Linked DNA regions of Homo sapiens: all the other regions are linked to region 2. The links are chromatin contacts, found by Hi-C or POLR2A ChIA-PET in ENCODE. All regions are on one chromosome and are shown on one strand. Each heading gives the region's core, a stretch centred on a gene start or an enhancer-like site at or near the end of the contact. The rest is flanking DNA. Distances are from core to core; before and after follow the strand shown.

Region 1 (2,700 bases), core at 1-2,500, 190 kb after region 2:
ACACAGTTGGATGATAGGACAAAAATCACTGAGCTTTTTGCCGTGGCCCTTCCTCAGTTATTAGCAAAAGTAAGTTTGTGTCAATATCATAGTGTTACTAAGAAATGAGTTTTTTTTCCCTAAATGCCTCACAGAATATTATAATGCTTTCTTATTGTGATATTTTTAACGTGATCTTTATATTTCACAGTACTCTGTAGATGCAGAAAAGGTGACTAACTTGTTGCAGTTGCCTCAGTACTTTGATTTGGAAATATATACCACTGGACGATTAGAAAAGGTAAGATTATTTTGTGTAAAAAAAACCTTTAAGAAAAATTATTCAGTTCATTATATCATAGCGTTTGTTTATATTTCTTAAAATGTTTTTTTGGAACGTATTTTAAGAAAGGAAACCTATAGCTTAGGTCTTCTGTACTTTAGTTTGACTTACAGAATGGCGGTAATGATGCTTCCCTTTGCTTCATGCCCACAACTGTACCTTCATTCTTAGCTATTATATGACTATGTCACTGATCATTTATAGAGACTGGGGGTGGATAACTAGATAATAACAATTAGATGAGATTGGGCTCATTCAGGGTGGTATGGCCATAGACGATAATAACAATTATAAGACAAAATCAACTAATATTTATTGAACACTTTTGCTATGTTCTGTGGATTAATGTAAGCTCTTAGTATATGTTAGCATTCTCACCATAGCCCTATGAGGTAGGTAATATCTCCCTTAAAGTTGAGGAAAAAGTATGGATGGATCAGTGTATTTATTTATCATGATTAGAAAAGCACCTTAAAATGTACGCTCTGTGTTGTAGACTTACTGTATTTGAAAATTTTTTCCATGGTGGTATGGTCATGTAGTCACTTTATACCTATCATATATGCCTTAGTTTTGATGAAAAATATTATTATTTTGCAGCATTTGGATGCCTTATTGCGACAGATCCGGAATATTGTAGAGAAGCACACAGATACAGATGTTTTGGAAGCATGTTCTAAAACTTACCATGCACTCTGTAATGAAGAGTTCACAATCTTCAACAGAGTAGATATTTCAAGAAGTCAACTGATAGATGAATTGGCAGATAAATTTAACCGGCTTCTTGAAGATTTTCTGCAAGAGGTATATATTATAACTATTACAAGTATTTTGTCAGTTGAGCCCCTCTACTGCAGTAAGCTAATTAGTCACCCAAGTGTTAAGTCTTGGTGATAGTCCCTAGCAGTATTTTGAAAAGATGTTCAGGCTTTTCATTCTATGACTCATCAGGCTACTCCTCCACCAAAATAGGAAAGTGGTAAGAATCTGTGACTCAGAGAAGGTGAAAGCAAAACTAACATCTTTTTTGTTTTGAGAAATGATCTGAACAGTTACCTGGTTTTTATTGAACCAGGGCTGTTAAGGAATAGGGTGTTAATGGAACAGAAAAGGAGAGCTAGATTTAGACTAGGTAGCCTAAAAAAAGTAGAGTATTTCTAAGTGTTTTGGCAGTGTAGGTTAGGGAAGGACATTATGTTTTTTTTTTTTTTTTGGAGACGGAGTCTTTCTCTGTTGCCCAGGCTGGAGCGCAGTGGTACGATCTCGGCTCACTGCAGCTTCTGCCTCCCAGGTTCAAGCGATTCTCCGGCCTCAGTCTTCTGAGTAGCTGGGACTATAGGCGTGTGCCACTGTACCAGGCTAATTTTTGTATTTTTAGTAGAGATGGGGTTTCACCACATTGGCCAGGCTGGTCTCGAATTCCTGACCTCAGGTGATCCACTCACCTCGGCCTTGCAAAGTGCTGGGATTACAGGCGTGAGCCACACATCCAGTCTGGGTTTTGATATTATAAAACTTTAATAAGTTATTATTATTATAGCCGCTGCTACTGTTGGAGTTTCCTGTGTTTTCTCTTGTATTTCCAAAGAGGCTTAGTGCATAGTACTTAAATACACTTGTATTTTTGTTGTGATTGTTATTTTTTCCAGAAATATATATTTACATTCAGTTTTTTTGATTAAAATAAAAATTCATAATTGTCAAATTAATGCCATTAGCCTTTTCCACATCACTTTTATCATTAATGCTGTAAGATCATATGGACTTTGTGATTTCTAGTTTTCTTGTTTTATTAATTACTCATTTAACTTTTATTTGGTGTATATTGTTATTCCGGGCTTATTAAGTTTTACTAATTGGAGGTTTGTGCAAATATGTTGATGTACGATGATTACATTCTTAGTTAAAAATTTTAATAGCTCTACTCTTGGCTGAATATAATTTTGATTAGGACAAATTAAAATCAAGCAATGGTTTAATTAAATTTAATTACTTTGTAGAAGAGTTATAGTTTAAAAACAAGTGCTTTTTTGAGAGAACTAGAGTTCAACACAGTAGATTGAGTAATGTGTAAGCAATTTTATGTTTCCTGTAGTAAGACTGGTAAAATTTTTCGAAAGTTAAGTTACCCTAAGTTGAAAAGTATATTAATAGATGTTGATATCCAAATGGGACCAGCATATCTAGTCATTTTTCAGAGGGTTTTTCCCTGTTTATCTGTGATTAGTGTCATATGTCTTCATGATGATATATGTTTAAGGTACTTAGATTTTGTCCTTTAGGTATTGTCCTTCTGATCTTCTTGTCATTTAAGTATTTTATTGTCCTAGTGCATTTATTACTGTGAAAAAATAGATGCCTTTATAATTTTGTGTCAA
Region 2 (2,700 bases), core at 114-2,613:
CTAGTGAAATTAGGAGTAAATACAAGAATGTTAAAGGAGAGAGTCTCATATTACCAGAGTCAGTGAATTAATTGCCTTTTTTTTTTTTTTTGAGACAGAGTTTTGCTCTGTCACCCAGGCTGGAGTACAGTGGCATGATCTGGGCTCACTGCAACCCCCGCCTTCTGGGTTCAAGTAATTCTCATATCTCAGCCTCCTGAGTAACTGGGATTATAGGCATGCACCACCACGCCTGACTACTTTTTGTATTTTTAGTAGAGATGGGGTTTTCGCCATGTTGGCCAGGCTGGTTTCAAACTCCTGACCTCAAGTGATCCGCCTGCCTCGGCCTCCCAAAGTGCTGGGATTACAGGCATGAGCCACCACGCCCGGCCATTAACTGCTTTTTACAACACAAACTATACCTGTTTGGAATTAGTTTTTAAATATATAAGCTACAGGATGTACAAACACCAATGTGAACAACTGTCAGAGAATTTTGTAATTCAGGAACATAGCTTCAAGTGCTTCATAACATGGAAAGCAACTCCTAAAAATAGTAATTGGCTTAATTTCTTAAAAGCATTCCAGAAAGTGATTTGTTACAATTAGCAACAGAAGAACAACATTAGAAATAAGAATACTGGGAACATAAGAACTGAGGTCCTCCAGTACCAAGAGATAGAATCAAACTTTTTCTCATTAGAATTTAAAGAATATAGCCACGCACGGTGGCTCACACCTGTAATGCCAACACTTTGGGAGGCTGAGGCGGGTGGATCACGAGGTCAGGAGGTCGAGACCATCCTGGCTAACACGGTGAAACCCCGTCTCTACTAAAAATACAAAAAAATTAGCCGGGCGTGGTGGCGGGCGCCTGTAGTCCCAGCTACTCGGGTGACTGAGGCAGAAGAATGGCGTGAACCCGGGAGGCGGAGCTTGCAGTGAGCCGAGATCGCGCCACTGCACTCCAGCCTGGGAGCGAGACTCCGTCTCAAAGAAAAAAAAAAAAAAAGAATTTAAAGAATATAGTTAAAGGAAAAATTCACTGGGCTCTGTGAAACAGGTTAAATATGTAACCACTTCAAACAGAAATGACTTAGTCCTCTCACCTAGTTCTGAAAATGTACTAACATCCCATTTTCCATATCAAAAGCACGTAATTTCATTAGCAAAAGCCTCTTTGTTTTAGACTTAAAATCACCTCTGATCCACCAAAGTTTATGCAGTTACCAAACTACTATTTTAATAACATTTTGACAGCTTTATTAAGATAAAATTTATATACCATAAGATCCATTTAAAGTATATAGTTCAGTGGCTTTTAGTATATGCAGAGTTGTGCAACTATCACCACAATCTAATTTTAGAACATTTTCATTACTCCAGAAACAACCCCAGTAACCATTTGTAGTCACTTCCTATTTCCCCCTCCCCAGCCCTAGGCAACCACTAATCTACTTTCTGTTTCTATTTATTTTAATAACATTTCAAACTTGTAATATTATTGTTCTCATGCTTATTCTGGGTCGTTGGCTCAGAGGTTTAAAAGCTCTTAAACTACCCAAATTTACAAGTCCTATGACATCCTCATTCAGAAAACATTCAAATGATGGTTTCATAATGTTATGATAGTTCCATCTTCTAAGAGTTTTTGATCTGGAGCATATGTTTCAAATTCTATGTTTGTACTACTGCTAAATTCACTTAATTAGAAGAAGTAAAATCATTCTATCGAGACTCAAGAATGAGTTTGTTCTGTTTATGTTAACGATTCCAGGCTTTTGATGGTAGGAATGGCTTTAGCAGTCTTCTGTGGCACACCATTATCTTAAATAATATTGTCACCTTCCCCACTGTCTTCATCCTTTGGCTCAAAGTTTGGTTCAATCTGCTGTGGTTAGGCAAGAAGGCTATTATCAGCAGATTGGCTGGAGCTACCAGAAGTCTGACTGTTCCCAGTAACATTATTCTCCTGGTTGCTGGTCTCACTGTTAGGATGAGGTGGCTGCTGTTTGCACTCATCATGTCTGTTTACTTGATTGAGATGCTTCCCTGAAACTTATGTACCATCAACTTCTAAAAACTTCATCATTAACAGTTCATAGTTCTGTGCTGTGAGCCAGGCCTGGAACAAGCCAGGATATAAAAGATCCCTGGGATGCTCTCTAAGCCATGTGGTGTCTCCCTTAGGCTAGAACCATCCTGGATATAGAGTCCTAGGGGATGCTTAGTTCCTGGGAGAACATCCACATCTATGATTGAAGACACGGGTCTGAAGTCTTAGGGCATAGCAGTGACTGGATATAGCCTTTTTCTGTGGTTGACAAAACCACAGAAAGAGTTTTTTTTTTTTTTTTTTTTTGAGATGGAGTCACTCTGTCACCCAGGCTGGAGTGTGGTGGCACAATCTCGGCTCACTGCAAGCTCCACCTCCTAGGTTCACGCCATTCCCCTGCCTCAGCCTCCCGAGTAGCTGGGACTACAGGCGCCCGCCACCATCCCAGCTAATTTTTTGAATGTTCAGTAGAGACGGGGTTTCACCGTGTTAGCTAGGATGATCTCTATCTCCTGACCTCGTGATCCGCCTGCCTTGGCCTCCCAAAGTGCTAGGATTACAGGCGTGAGCCACCGCGCCTGGCCAGAAAGAGAGGTTTTAAGTGACAATATTATTAAAGACATTCTGGAGAAAAAGATCACCTATAATCCCGTCACCTTAAC
Region 3 (2,700 bases), core at 98-2,597, 150 kb before region 2:
AATTCTAGAGCTCACACTGTTAAGACTTCATACAGCAGTGCGGGGGGTGCGGGGGAGGAAGCCACATAGGCTGGCACTATTACAAGCGCGGGATCCGGCAACGCGTTCCTCGTGTTTCGTTCCAAGTAACGAAGTTACAAAGATTTGAATCTTTAGCATGAGCCACGGTAAACTGGCTACTAGAAATGGAGAGGGGTGGGCAAGGACGACAAAAATGGCTAACGAGGGTTAATTTCATCCAGGGTTGAGCTTTAGCATCTAAAAGCGACCCAGAGAAGGAAATGAGATGTTATTAATATTTGTTCTTATATCTGAGGTTTGCTTTGCTGCTTAAACGACTCCTTCCAGGGGAAGGGGAGGAGGGAGCGCTCTAACGTGGGGGCGAGAAGACTAGGGGTATGGCAAATTACTGTTTTCGGTGTTACGGGGGAAAGTTTCACGACTAAAGGAAACGCGTTATCCTAGGTACTGGAGAAGCTTGGAGAGCTGCCAGAATTAGTTGCAGTCCCAGGATAAAATGGGGTTTAGGGAACATTTAATGACGAAAGTTGAATCCAACCCGAAATAGCTCTAAGGTGAAAAGACGGAGCAAAGAAATGTCGGTGGTTCTTCAGGGAAAGCGGCAATCCCTGCCACACTTCCCCACGGCGCTACGCGAGGCCGGGACAGTCGAGAGACCGCTCCCCGGGAGGGCGAGAGGTGCCAAACCGGGTTCTTCGCGGCGCCCCGGGCTTCGCGGCAGCGGGCGAAGAGGAGGGGAGGGGAATCCGGGACGGTTCGCCCTCCTTGGACTTCAGGCAGAGGAGGCGCCAAGCTCCAAACTGCGGAGTCCAACGGGTGCAGAGTGAAGAAATGGCACAGAGAGAGATGGAAAGTCCGAATTGCCCCGGCTCAGCCCCATAAAGATAAAGGAGCCAAGTGAGATCAAGCGAAGAGGGGGACACAAAAAGAGACCAAGAGGGAGCGCGGAGACCTGCAGGGGCGGAATAAGAGTTCTACTAAGAGGCTAAAGGAAGCCGAGCTACCGCAGGCAGTAGCGATTTCTGGGAGGCCAGGGAAGGAAGGAGGTCCGCGGCGGTAAACAGCACCTCTCCCCGAGTTCGAAACTCCTAGACGACCATCCACGCCCGCCGCCCGGGTGGGGGAGGGGGTACATCTTTCCCCCTCAACCTCCCACTACAGGTGAGAGTGCAGCTGACGCCCTGGCCCGGCCCGGCAGTGCGCCTGCCTCCGGCCCGAACACTCACAATTCGCCTCTCCCTGATTTCTCCCAGTTCTTTATCCACTCTGCGGGAACCACCACAGCCGCGGCCGCCATCTTCCTCTCACTAGTAGCAGAAGCCCGGATGTGTAGCACGCGAGCGAAGGGTCAAAGGGGAGCACCGCCCACGAGGAATGCCGGGAGCTGAGAGTTCGTTTTTCGATTTCCCGCCCCACTTTCCTCTCCACCCAGCGGAAACCCGAGGCAAGGCAGCCAACGACGTGGAGACTCGCGGGCCCCTTTGCGAGGTTACTACACGGGTTGCGCCCTCCGAAGTCTTCGGCCTTACTTCCCATTAGAACAGAGAAATGCCATCCACAGGCCAACAAGTAGACTTCATCTTCTTCCGTAATATCTACCCCTAACCACTAATACAAACACGCATTTTTCAAGCACCTAATATGTGCTAGACACTGGGAATAGAGAAATAATAGTCTTTGGGAAAGCCATAAATATAAGCAAATAAATTACATTACGCCCTGCTGACTGCTGAGATAAAAGAAAATAATCGGGTCCCTCTCCTTCTCCCTCTCCCTCTCCCGTCTCCCTCTCCCGTCTCCCTCTCCCCACGGTCTCCCTCTCCCTCTCTTTCCACAGTCTCCCTCTGATGCCGAGCCAAAGCTGGACTGTACTGCCATCTCGGCTCACTGCAACCTCCCTGCCTGATTCTCCTGCCTCAGCCTGCCGAGTGCCTGCGATTGCAGGTGCGCGCCGCCACGCCTGACTGTTTTTCGTATTTTTTTGGTGGAGACGGGGTTTCGCTGTGTTGGCCGGGCTGGTCTCCAGCTCCTAACCGCGAGTGATCCGCCAGCCTCGGCCTCCCGAGGTGCCGGGATTGCAGACGGAGTCTCGTTCACTCAGTGCTCAATGGTGCCCAGGCTGGGGTGCAGTGGCGTGATCTCGGCTCGCTGCAACCTCCACCTCCCAGCCGCCTGCCTTGGCCTCCCAAAGTGCCGAGATTGCAGCCTTTGCCCGGCCGCCACCCCGTCTGGGAAGTGAGGAGCCTCTCTGCCTGGCCGCCCATCGTCTGGGATGTGAGGAGCCCCTCTGCCTGGCTGCCCAGTCTGGAAAGTGAGGAGCGTCTCTGCCCGGCCGCCATCCTGTCTAGGAAGTGAGGAGCGTCTCTGCCCGGCTGCCCATCGTCTGGGATGAAGTGAGGAGCGTCTCTGCCTGGCCGCCCATCGTCTGAGATGTGGGGAGTGCCTCTGCCCCGCCGCCCCGTCTGGGATGTGAGGAGCGCCTCTGCCCGGCCGCGACCCCGTCTGGGAGGTGAAGAGCGTCTCTGCCCGGCCGCCCCGTCTGAGAAGTGAGGAGACCCTCCGCCCGGCAGCCGCCCCGTCTGAGAGGTGAAGAGCGTCTCCGCCCGGCCGGCCGCCCCGTCCGGGAGGGAGGTGGGGGGGTCGGCCCCCCGCCCGGCCGGCCGCCCCGTCCGGGAGGTG

What was found. Hi-C counts contacts between places; a loop is a spot of excess contacts on that map. ChIA-PET counts read pairs that join two places held with the same protein, here RNA polymerase II (POLR2A). Pooled maps may share reads with other maps.
Region 1: a loop to region 2 is called in a pooled map, with 4 times the contacts of the local background. The contact joins two enhancer-like sites. A Hi-C loop is called at or near these places in 2 of 168 maps with a recorded cell type or tissue (CD4-positive, alpha-beta memory T cell and CD8-positive, alpha-beta T cell), 1 of 37 single-sample maps with no recorded cell type and 9 of 50 pooled maps. POLR2A ChIA-PET finds 5 or more read pairs at or near these places in 3 of 52 experiments (GM10248, activated T-cell and activated naive CD4-positive, alpha-beta T cell).
Region 3: a pooled map shows a loop between it and region 2 (4-fold over the local background). The contact joins the promoter of THOC2 here to the enhancer-like site in region 2. A Hi-C loop is called at or near these places in 2 of 168 maps with a recorded cell type or tissue (CD4-positive, alpha-beta T cell and CD4-positive, alpha-beta memory T cell), 6 of 37 single-sample maps with no recorded cell type and 11 of 50 pooled maps. POLR2A ChIA-PET finds 5 or more read pairs at or near these places in 6 of 52 experiments (OCI-LY7, activated CD4-positive, alpha-beta T cell, activated T-cell and 2 more).

What each region holds. Positions count from the first base shown.
Region 1 is chrX:124,062,926-124,065,625 of GRCh38, forward strand. STAG2 (STAG2 cohesin complex component) reads left to right here. Exons shown (of 35, transcript NM_001042750.2): 18 at 1-69; 19 at 191-280; 20 at 923-1,126. Among named protein-coding and RNA genes, the nearest start is that of STAG2, 100 kb to the left of the region's middle. Within about 2 kb of position 1,251, at least 2 of the 41 ENCODE cell types and tissues checked have a DNase peak (open chromatin) inside an H3K27ac peak, as active enhancers do; they include CD8-positive, alpha-beta T cell, where a contact is called at or near this core.
Region 2 is chrX:123,876,993-123,879,692 of GRCh38, forward strand. All of the region lies in intron 1 of XIAP (X-linked inhibitor of apoptosis), which reads left to right. It also overlaps the pseudogene PARD6BP1. Among named protein-coding and RNA genes, the nearest start is that of XIAP, 18 kb to the left of the region's middle. Within about 2 kb of position 1,364, at least 5 of the 41 ENCODE cell types and tissues checked have a DNase peak (open chromatin) inside an H3K27ac peak, as active enhancers do; they include CD8-positive, alpha-beta T cell and OCI-LY7, where a contact is called at or near this core.
Region 3 is chrX:123,731,705-123,734,404 of GRCh38, forward strand. THOC2 (THO complex subunit 2) reads right to left here and starts at 1,348. Exons shown (of 39, transcript NM_001081550.2): 1 at 1,248-1,348. The coding sequence starts at 1,318. RefSeq lists an enhancer at 1,284-1,363.